Regions from separate parts of the Homo sapiens genome. Here region 1 is linked to region 2. Evidence: read pairs that join two places in POLR2A ChIA-PET (ENCODE). Cell type or tissue: MCF 10A. All regions are shown on one strand. Each heading gives the region's core, and the rest is flanking DNA. Links, peaks and the distances in the headings are about the cores only.

Region 1 (5,371 bases), core at 62-5,061, 100 kb before region 2:
ATTGCCTTTTCAGAGCCTGAAGCAGTCTGGGGCCTTCCAGGGCAGACCTTCAAAGCTGGGTATGCAGTCCCTCAGGCCTTGTTTCCACTGGGGCCGCGACCTACCCTGCCCTCGCCTCTGCCCTGGAAGAGAGTGTGGCAGGAGCTCTGGGTGCCCATCCCTTTATCCTTGGATAAAGGCTAAGCCCTGGGAGAGGTGACCCCAGGGACTGTGGTTGAGGACCAGCCAGTCCATGCAGGAGAACCCCTGTGGCCTCAGCGGCCCCTGGTTGATAGTTGCAATAGGAATATGCCGATGGAGGCATGCAGCTTGGGAGTGGGTGATCAAGGCTGAGAGAGAGGCCTAGGAGATGACATGCTGGCCAGAGACAAAGGGAATGATGTTGAGGCGAGGCCATAAAGTGCGTGGCTATGGATAGGTGTCTGCTTGGCATAGTGGTTTGGGTGAGGAGGTGGAGTAGATGGGAAAGCCACCTGTTGAACTTGCAGCCATCAGCACATCGTAATCAAATGGACCAACATTTCATCACCGTGAAAACATCACGAAGGTTTTTGTTTGTTTGTGACAGTCTCGCTCTGGAATGCAGTGGTGTGATCTCAGCTCACTGCAACCTTGACCTTCCGGGCTCAAGTGATCATCCTGCCTCAGCCTCCGGAGTAGCTGGGACTGCAGGTGTGCACCACCATGCTTGGCTAATTTTTGTGTTTTGTAGAGACAAGATTTTGCTATGTTGCCCAGGCTGGTCTAGAACTCCTAGGCTCTAGTGATTCTCTTACCTCAGCCACCCCAAGTGCTGGGATTACAGGCATGAGCCACTGTGCCCAGCCATCGTGAGGGTTTTGAGGTATGAAAGAAGAAGAGAGAGAGAGAGAGAGAGAGAGAGAAAAAGAAAGAAGAGAAAGAAAAGAGAAAGGAAAGAAAGGAAGAAAGAAAGAAAAGAAAGAACCCAACGCAACCTGGCTTAAGCAAAGAAAATAATTTGCTGGCCCATGTTGCTTAAACAGCCGGACTTGGCTTTAGGCCCAGTGAGGTATCCCAGCTCAGACAGTAGCCATCAGGACTTTGTCTCTCTCCATCTGCCAGTTCAGCTCTGTCTTTGTGGTGGCAAGGATCTCTCAATGTCCCATCCTCTCAGCAACCCCCCAAGAAGACAATTTCTCCCCATGGCTTCAAACAACGTCCCAGCACCGAGCTTCATCAGCCTGGCCCAGCTCATCTGTCTTTGAGGCCAGAGGAACGGAATGATTGGGCTGGCCTGAAGGGGGAAGTCAGCAGTCAGTTCTAGCCACTTCCACTGGGATTAAGAATGGGGCACAGATGGCTGCCCACTGCCCAGCAGGATGGATGTAGGAAGGCAGCACAGTCGATGTCCATTACAGGTCATCCTGTCTGGGACATTGGGCCTGGCACGGGAACAGCTGGGCTCCCGGAAGACTTAGGGGCCAGTCACCCACTGGTGATTTTGGGATAGTCTCTCCTGCTCTGAAGCTCCAGGGGCAGGTTTGTGAAGGGTCAGAGGTGGAGTGTGGGTTGTTGATGAGGTCCTGCCCAGAGACCAGTGGACCTCACCTTTCCCATCTGGGGGCCCTGTTCCTTCAGTCTTGGACTCTGGCTCCCATGTTTGTAGGTTATGGTCCATGGGTCATGGAGTCATGGCATAGACAAGCTCTGTCCTTCTCTTCCTTCTTCCCTCCTGCATACAATCAAGGGATGAAGCCACATCACCCACCTTAAAAGCGTCAGAGACCCTGGTCTTTTCCAGCAGCCTGAGAGGCCCGAGACTTCCCCAACTGGTTCTCTGAGCAGAGGAGTTCCTGGGAGCTGTTGGCCCCGGCCACTTCCCCTCTTCAGGCCATCTCTAAGGTTCAACCCTATCTGAAACCCTCCCTGGAAATGGCAGGGCTGAGCGTTCCAGAGATGGGGGTGTCGAGACTACTCTCCTGGCTAAAAGCAGCACACACCACAACATGGAAGACAGCATGCCTTTATTTCACCCACCCTCCCAGGACCCAAATACCATGGCACATGGCCTGGTATCCACGGTGCAAGGTCCAGAAGAGCCCGAGGAACACAGCCCAGCAATGCAGTGTCACAAATCCCTGCCAAGGAGCAGTTCACCCCACCTCCTCAAAGGGGGGTGCCTGGGGTCCACTGCAGATGGGACAGGGAGCAGGGCCCAGACCCTAAGGAGAAGCACAAAAAAAAAAAAAAAAAAAAAAAAGGCGCCAGGTGAGCCCCGGGACACGCTGTAGAGTCTCTGCCGTGGGATTGAAGCAGCAGCTATGAGAGGTCCCTGCTTTGGCCATCACTGCTCTGCCAGCTACAGAGCCATCTCCAAGGCAAGGACAACCGCAAGTGTGGGCTCCTGGCGCAGGCCAGCTGGCAGAGGTAGTGTAAACACATCTGAAGGTGGGGGATGCCCAGTGACCAAGCCAGGCCCCGGTGCTCTCATGCGCTGGGAGTTGCCCAGGCCACAGGAACAGGGTGGGGAGGACTTGAGTCAGCAGAGCCCTGAGACTGGATAACCGACTGGGTCCAGGAAATAAGATTTCCAGAGAAATGGTGGAAACTGCAGAGAAAGGCAGACAGAGACTGCCAGGCAGAAAGGGGACTGTGGGGACACAAAGACAGGAGAATAGAGCAGAAAGGGAGGCAGGAACAGAGAAAGGAGAGGCTGAGGCACAGAGAGGAGGCTGAGGCTTCATCTTTTGCCTTCTCTTCTCCCACTAGATCTGTGAACTCTGGGGTGGGGGTTCCCCAAGTTCTTCTAGCTGGGGAGGGGTCAGGGCTCTTCTATCACATCTGGTCACTTGAGCTTGAGGCCAGCCTGGGAAGGAGGCTGAGTGAAGGTGGGAAGGAACTGGCTCAGCCCTGCCCACTCCACTTCTACCTTAAACTGGGTCTGCCCTCTGGCTCATCCGCCTCTGCTTCCGGGAGGAGCCCTGCCTAAGCCTGTCCCAGCTAATCCCTCTGCACCTAATCCTGGACTCTTCCTTGAGGCAGCCGAAATCACACACCATTAACTACTCCAGGCCCTTGCAGGCAGGGAGAGAGGGAAGGAAGGGGAAGGGCTGCAGGGTCGGGTACGGGAGGGAAGAGACAGGAGGCTGAGAGCTCTATCCACACAGTCAGGTCCAAGGCCAGAGATGTGAATCTGCGCTTCAATCCCTGGGACCTAAGTACAGAGAAAATCTTAAGGAAAATCTTCAAGAATGTAAATAACTTTTAAAAATGTGTGTGTGTGCATGCCCGGGTTTTGTTTTGTTTTTAATCTTTAATTCATCGTATTTAAATTCAATTTAAAATGTTTTTAAAATTGCACTAAATTGCTCTCTGTAGCAACATCACCTTCGGTAACCAGAACTTACAAGTGCTGGATTCTCGATGTTTGATACATTCTTCCTTCACCTTTAGGAAGGAGGGGAATACCACTAAGCTTGTGGAAGTCATGAATCAGTTTAAAAAAAAAAAAAAGAAGGCAAAGTCCCGTCCAGGAGCCCCTGTAATCCTAATACCTGCTAAGGAGTCCTAAGCTCAATGTCTACAGGCACCAGGCAGGAATATAAAGGAATGTTCAAAAAATCTTGGTGTCTCGGAGTCTGTGGGGAGTGGCGACATCTGGATAAAGGGGACTGTTGCTGTTTAGCTGCAGCAGAATGTGGTTAAGTGGTGACACAAGCACCATGTGGGGCTTCTGATTTCAAGAGAAGGGGGAAATCTGCTATACATTTTTAAAATGTGGAAGCTGTTGATTTTTAAATGTTAGCTCAAAACAAAACACTCTATAGGCCAAACAAAAGAAATTTGGTGGCTAGTTTGTAGCCTGGCTTTATGAGATCTTAGAGATTCTAAGATTTAAAGATCTTAGGGTGATTTAGTTCTATGATTCAGAAACTTTAATGAGCGTGTCAATATTTTGTAGGAACTTGTTAAAATGCAGATCCAGACTCAGCAGGTCTGGGGTGGGGCCCTGAGATCCTTCATTTCTAATGAGCTCACAGGCAGTGCCGACCCTGGCCCACCAACCACACTTGGTGTAGTGAAGGTTCAGTTCCGGAATTCCCTCTCACTGTCGTATCCCTGGTCAATGATGTCTCCAGTTCTGCCTTCACACCTCCAGGGACTGGACACTCACTACCTCTGGTGGCAGCCTAGGTGGTTTCCTAGCCTGCTGCAAACTTCTTCCAGGGTCTGTAGCAATGGTGACAGACACCAAGAGTCAAATGTGCCAAGGCCCAGGCTCTGGAAGGTCAGAGTTTCACAAAGGCAACTTCAACTGGGGACTTGCCAGGACAGGGCATTGATAATTGCTGCAAAGGTCAGGCGCGGTGTCTCACACCTGTAATCCCAGCACTTTGGGAGGCCAAGGTGGGCAGATCACTTGATGTCAGTTCAAGACCACCCTGGGCAACATGCTGAAACCCCATCTCTACTAAAATCACACAAAAAAATTACCCGGGCGTGGTGGCGGGTGCCTGTAATCCCAGCTACTCGGCAGGCTGAGGTAGGAGAATCACTTGAACCTGAGAGGAGGAGGTTGCAATGAGTCGAGATTGTGTCACTGCACTGCACTCCAGCCTGGGTGACAAAGTGAGACTCAAAAAAAAAGAAAAAATTCTAAGCAGAGAGGATTTTCTGTCCAACTGCTTGCTCAGCAGCTCCTAGTTAAACAGAGAATGCCGCTCTTTGGATGTTCTGGTCAGTCAAGGTGTGGCACAATTTCCTTTCCTCAAAGCATTGAAGCAAGCTTTTCTCTGCACTTGGGCAAGTTCCCTGATTATACCCACAGGAGAAGCAGCCAGTTTCTGACTGGTGGGAGATGGAGATAGGAATGAAGCTTGAGGCTAAACAGGAGCCCTTGCCCCCTCAGGCCATGTGACAAACCCTGCTCTGGTGGAACAGAACTCCACTTCCTCTGGGGTCGGGCATCAATCCCAGATCCTCCTTCCTGGGTCCCTGAGAGACACTGGGAAGCGGAGAATCCCTGACCCTCACATCCCCTGCTGGACTCAGGGCTCCTGGGGGTGAGGGCCACAAGCCACCCAGCTGTCAGGTGCACAGGGGCCTTGGGAACCACTTAGGCCACCCCCCATTTTGCCACTGAAGGGATCACAGCAGAGCATGCGTGACACTTTCCCAAGGTCACATGGCTGGTTTTGCAACCAGCTCTTGTAAAAGGCCCAAAATCCTTTGAGGCAGAGCTGGGCAGAGTCCACCAGCATTAGACAGACTTCCAGTCACCTATAGCAGCAACTTTCAGGAAAAGGACCTTCCAGAACAATCCTGAAGAAAAGAGGGGTATCTCAGAGGGGAGTCGAGGAAAGGGGTCATGGGGGTTCACCTAGGAAGGAGCGGGTCACGGGTCAGTTTC
Region 2 (5,371 bases), core at 271-5,270:
CTCCTAAGCTTAGGCAATCTGCCCGTCTCTGCCTCCCAAAGTGCTGGGATTACAGGCGTAAGCCACCACACTCGGCCCATCATGTATTTATTAACAATAGATACCTACCAGTTCCCCCTTTTTTTTTTTTTTTTGAGACCGAGTCTCATTCTGTTGCTCAGTCTGGAGTGCAGTGGCGTGATCTCGGCTCACTGCAACCTCCACCTCCCAGGTTCAAGCAATTCTCGTGCCTCAGCCTCCCAAATAGCTGGGACTACAGGTGTGAGCCACCACCCCCGGCTAATTTTTGTATTTTTAGTAGAGATGGGGTTTCACCATTTGGCCAGGCTGGTCTTGAACTCCTGACCTCAAGTGATCCACCCACCTCGGCCTCCCAAAATGCTGGGATTACAGGCAAGAGCCACCATGCCTGGCCCTACCAGTCCTTTTTTAAGACCAAAAAGTTTTGAATTGTGACAGCATCACTGTAATAAGTAGACAGCTTCTCCCATGATCACAGACAATACCATTCAAAAGTTCTGAAATGTTTGCTTAAAAATGATGGTATACCTCCTCAAAAGAGATTACCCTCTAGGTTTTAACAATTTAGGTTTAAAAACCAGCTTTGCATTGCCTGTGATAGCTGGTAAATGCCATGGGTGTGGAGAAGCTCATCATGCACATATTGGTCAAGATGGATGGGTGTTGAAAATGTTGGGTACTGGCCGGGCGCGGTGGCTCACGCCTGTAATCCCAGCACTTTGAGAGGCCGAGGCGGGCGGATCACCAGGTCAGGAGATCGAGACCATCCTGGCTAACACATTGAAACCCCGTCTCTACTAAAAATACAAAAAATTAGCTGGGCGTGGTGGTGGGCGCCTGTAGTCCCAGCTACTCGGGAGGCTGAGGCAGGAGAATGGCATGAACCCGGGAGGCGGAGCTTGCAGTGAGCCGAGATGGTGCCACTGCACTCCAGCCTGGGCAACCCAGCAAGACTCCGTCTCAAAAAAAAAAAAAAAAGAAAAAAAAGAAAATGTTGGGTACTCAGAAGTTAATGTGAATTCAGTATAGGCTGGGGGCACAGGATAACAATAGTAGCTAATATAGTACTTACCTGGTGTTTTACTGTGTACTGGACACCATTTGAAGCACCTTACACATATAAGTTCATTCAGTCCTCATTATTATTATCCACATTTTTAAAACTAGGAAACCAAGGCCCAGAGAAATTAAGTAACTTGCTCAAAGTGTCACAACTAGTAAGAGGTGGAAGCTAGGATCTGAACTCAAGCCAGCTGGCTCTAGACTGTGTTATCACCCTCCATAACAGAACCTGGGCTGCAGGTCCAGGAGAGGAGGGTGAGGAGGCAGCTGTGTGTGGGTGTGGCACCATGAGGGGAATGTGGGTTGTGAGTACCATGTCCTGTTTACCAGTGGGAGAAGTCAGACCCCTGAGTCAGAACTTATGCTGGGGAGCTTTGCTGGGGCCATCACGATGTGTGGGTGTCCAGGCCTCCGGAAGGAAAGGATTCCCAGCATTCCTAAAGCCATGGTCCTGGCATCTAGGTCCCTCCTTAGGCTGAGATACCAGCTGAGAGTTAAGCAGTTTGGGGAGAATGAAGTTTAGGAAGCCAGCCTTACAAACAACACAGAGAGGTCATCTATAATGAGAATTGAGGGCAAAATCGATTCAAAGGCCCAGGGACCACTAAAGGTTGGGCAGAACGGGCCGTGTTTGGAAACTGGGTGGGATTGTGAAACTAACTGCGAGCAACTGAATAGGCGGAGGGGGCTTTAGAGACTTGTGCCAGTGACTGAGGGCTCAGGCGCAGAGAGAGACCCGGGGCTTTGTACATGGTAGAATTAAGGAGCGCTGGCGTTGCGTTGGGGGAAGAAGGAAAGCCCCACCCCGCTCCCCCGGGAGTAGGGAGGAATGGGTGCTTTGGCCCCCAGGGCTCCGGTCCTGGCATGGCCTGGGCCGCCTCCCCGACTCCATCATTGCTGTCATTCCCGGCCTCAAGCCTCCACCGCCCCCACACGTGCCGCCACAGGGAGCGGCCCGATCAAGGCGTGACGCTCCGAAGGGTGGGGCCTCACTTATTCCCCTATTTAAAGGGGAAAGAGGCCGCGGCGCCGGCCCCAGGACCCGACCCGGCCCCAGGAGAGTGTGCTCGTTCTGTTCACGGAGCTGGCCGCGTTAGCGACGTCCTCGAGTCCGCGGCGGGCACGATGCAGCTCTTGGTGAGGGTACCCTCTCTTCCGGAGCGGGGCGAGCTGGACTGCAACATCTGCTACCGTCCTTTCAACCTCGGGTGCCGCGCGCCCCGCCGCCTGCCCGGAACGGCGCGCGCCCGCTGCGGCCACACGATCTGCACCGCCTGCCTCCGCGAGCTGGCGGCGCGCGGGGACGGCGGCGGGGCGGCCGCGCGCGTGGTGCGCCTGCGCCGCGTGGTCACGTGCCCCTTCTGCCGCGCGCCCTCGCAGCTCCCTCGCGGCGGCCTCACGGAGATGGCTCTTGACTCGGACTTGTGGTCGCGATTGGAGGAAAAAGCGCGGGCCAAGTGCGAACGAGATGAGGCTGGGAACCCGGCCAAGGAAAGCAGCGACGCTGACGGAGAGGCGGAGGAAGAAGGGGAGAGCGAGAAGGGGGCGGGGCCTAGGAGTGCTGGGTGGCGCGCGCTCCGGCGGCTCTGGGACAGGGTCCTGGGGCCTGCGCGGCGCTGGCGGCGTCCGCTGCCTAGCAACGGTGAGGGGCTGCCCGGGGAGGATGCAGGGGAGAGAGCGCCGAGGAATACCGAGGTTCGTTGGCATGCTCCTGCTGCCACTAACCCTTCTTCTTTCCCCCAGTGCTCTACTGTGCGGAGATCAAGGACATTGGCCACCTGACCCGTTGCACGTTGTAACCGAGGAACTCGGAAGCTACAGCCGAAGGAAGGTGGGAGCTGCAGCCTCGCGGGGGCTGATGTCAAGACTACTCTCTCTCAGATCCCAGGATTGGCATGTGATGAGAGAGATGAGCCGAAGGCAGGAGGGAACGCCCTGGGAGGTGTTGATGCTGAGTTGGGGAGGCTCCTAGACGAACTCGCCCCCATCTACTGACTGTGCCAGTCTTACATTTTCAGGATGGAGTGGCCAAGGGATGATATAAACAAAGCCTACGTTACCGTGGGAAGAAGACAGACTGTTTTCTTAGCTGGGACGTTGGCTTTTGTCCAGGGTGGCTCTGGTGTGTGGGAGCAACAGGTCCCATTTTAGCAATTCTTTGTCAATGGTTTGAATTTTTTTTTTTTTTAAGATGGAACGGGAGAGAAGAGGCTAATTTTCGCGTCATGTTAATCTCACTTCTCTGGCATGTAAGGGTGCTGGTATGCCTGCTGTCTCCCCACTCCCAGTTCTGTGTTCCAGAAATTGAGATGGCTCCCTGCCTGTGACTATGATTAGGAGCCTTGCTTCATTTCAGAATCTCCCTTCAACCTGCTAGGGCAGGTATCAGAAATTCCAAAGGGCATTTATGTGAGGCACCTAATTAGAGCCTATCAAAGTAGGAAGGGAGAGCCATTTGAAAGGCATCATATTTCAAACTTTTGCTATTATCTGTGTTATCTTTACAGTCACGGGAACACACTAGCGCTACTGAAAAGATACTTATACAATTTTAAGTGTCTTTAAAATTTGTGTCCCATAATGGGACATCACCTGTTGTATATATGCCATGTATTCTATTTTAGAATCCTGTATCTTATGACCATAAAGTCATAGTCAAGGACCAGCAGTGTTGGTGTACTGTCAACGGAAGTGCACAGTCTCACTCTAGGATCCCACTCCAGACTTCCTGAATCAGACTCTGGCAGGGTTTTTTGTTTTTTTGTTTTTGTTTTGAGCCAGAGTCTCACTGTGTCGCCCAGGCTGGAGTGCAGTGGCGTGATCTCGGCTCACTGCAGCCTCCGCCTCCCAGGTTCAAGCGATTCTCCTGCCTCATCCTCCGGAGTAGCTGGGATTACAGGCGCCTGCCACCACACCTGGCTAATTTTTGTATTTTTAGTAGAGATGGGGTTTCGCCATGTTTGTCAGGCTGGTCTCAAAACTCCTGACCTCAGGTGATGGCGCCCACCTTGGCCTCCCAAAGTGCTGGGATTATAGGAGTGAGCCACCGCGCCGGGCCAGACTCTGGCATTTTAACAATCCCAGGTGATGTGTGTGCATGTGAAAATTTAAGTACCATTGGTCTAGATCCTACACTCTTTAGGATATCACCATCTGTAGGTAGAATATTTAAAGCATAATAGGTATGACTGATAGATTATTTTATCCAAAGTTCTTTTTTTTTTTTTTTGAGATGGAGTCTTGCTCTGTTGCCCAGACTGGAGTGCAGTGGCGTGATCTCGGCTCACTGCAAGCTCTGCCTCCTGGGTTCACGCCATTCTCCTGCCTCAGCCTCCCAAGTAGCTGGGGCTACAGGCACCCACCACCACGCCTGGCTAATTTTTTTGTATTTTTAGTAGAGATGGGGTTTCACCGTGTTAGCCAGGATGGTCTCGATCTCCTGACCTCATGATCCGCCTGCCTCGGCCTCCCAAAGTGCTAGGATTACAGGCGTGAGCCACCACGCCCGGCCCCAAAGTTCTAAAGTAACATTCTATTGCTAAAGAAATCCTAACCTACTATGTAACATTTTTCTCTTAGTTAAAAATGTGAACTTATTATTAACCTCAATTTTTTAGAGGCCTCCAATCTTTTTAAAATATAAATATTTTTGATTGACAAATCATAATTATACACTTATGGGGGTATAAACCTCAATTTTTGTAACCCTATTTTGGCATTTTCCTGTCCTTACATCTCAGCTTAAATGCTCCCTCTTTTGGGAGGCCTTTTTCTGCCTTCAACATAGTAGAGCCTTTTCCCCCACCCCTCTGTAACATAATGCCCTGTTTTATTTTTACTGCTTTTATTTTCATGCTTTGTGGGTGTCCCCACTGGAGTGTAAGCCCTATGGGAGCAAGGGCTGACCTGTGACTGTTTTATCTCCAGGGCCAACAGCAGTGTTACTGTATAGTATGTACTCAATAAATATTTGTTGGCTTTATCTCTTATTTTTTAATATAATAGCCTTGTGAACTAAGTGTCTGGCCTCTCTCAATCTCTCAGAGGCTCTGTTTAGTGAACAATAAACATCAAGGAAGTGCCTAGCAGTTCAAATCTTTGGTAAGCTAGACAGATCTGACCCTCAACGCCTTAAAAAAAAAAAAAAAAAAAGTGTGCCTTTGCTTCATACTGGAGCTGAACCTGTGGAGCTGTAGTGACCTCTACTGACTCTTAGGGGAACTAAGCAACTTGAAGGTGGAAAGGATGATCAAAAGGATGGCTGGAAGGCAGTTTTGAATCTTGATAG

Evidence for each region. Peaks named below come from ENCODE experiments on the same cell type or tissue, not always from the same donor. Only the 100,000 strongest peaks of a DNase experiment are listed, where the experiment ranks them.
Region 1: POLR2A ChIA-PET joins it to region 2 with 11 read pairs; 8 of 35 experiments call an interaction of 5 or more read pairs at or near these places.

What each region holds. Positions count from the first base shown.
Region 1 is chr17:8,016,940-8,022,310 of GRCh38, reverse strand. It overlaps GUCY2D (guanylate cyclase 2D, retinal), which reads right to left. Exons shown (of 20, transcript NM_000180.4): 20 at 1,969-2,183. Among named protein-coding and RNA genes, the nearest start is that of GUCY2D, 17 kb to the right of the region's middle. In MCF 10A, for the core only: no CTCF peak of the experiment used is centred there; DNase peaks (open chromatin) are centred at 2,390 and 2,930.
Region 2 is chr17:7,913,033-7,918,403 of GRCh38, reverse strand. RNF227 (ring finger protein 227) reads left to right here and starts at 2,115. Exons shown (of 2, transcript NM_001358699.2): 1 at 2,115-2,725; 2 at 2,827-5,065. The coding sequence starts at 2,209. The coding sequence ends at 2,882. RefSeq lists a silencer at 2,176-2,485 and an enhancer at 2,464-3,397. In MCF 10A, for the core only: no CTCF peak of the experiment used is centred there; DNase peaks (open chromatin) are centred at 2,063 and 2,553.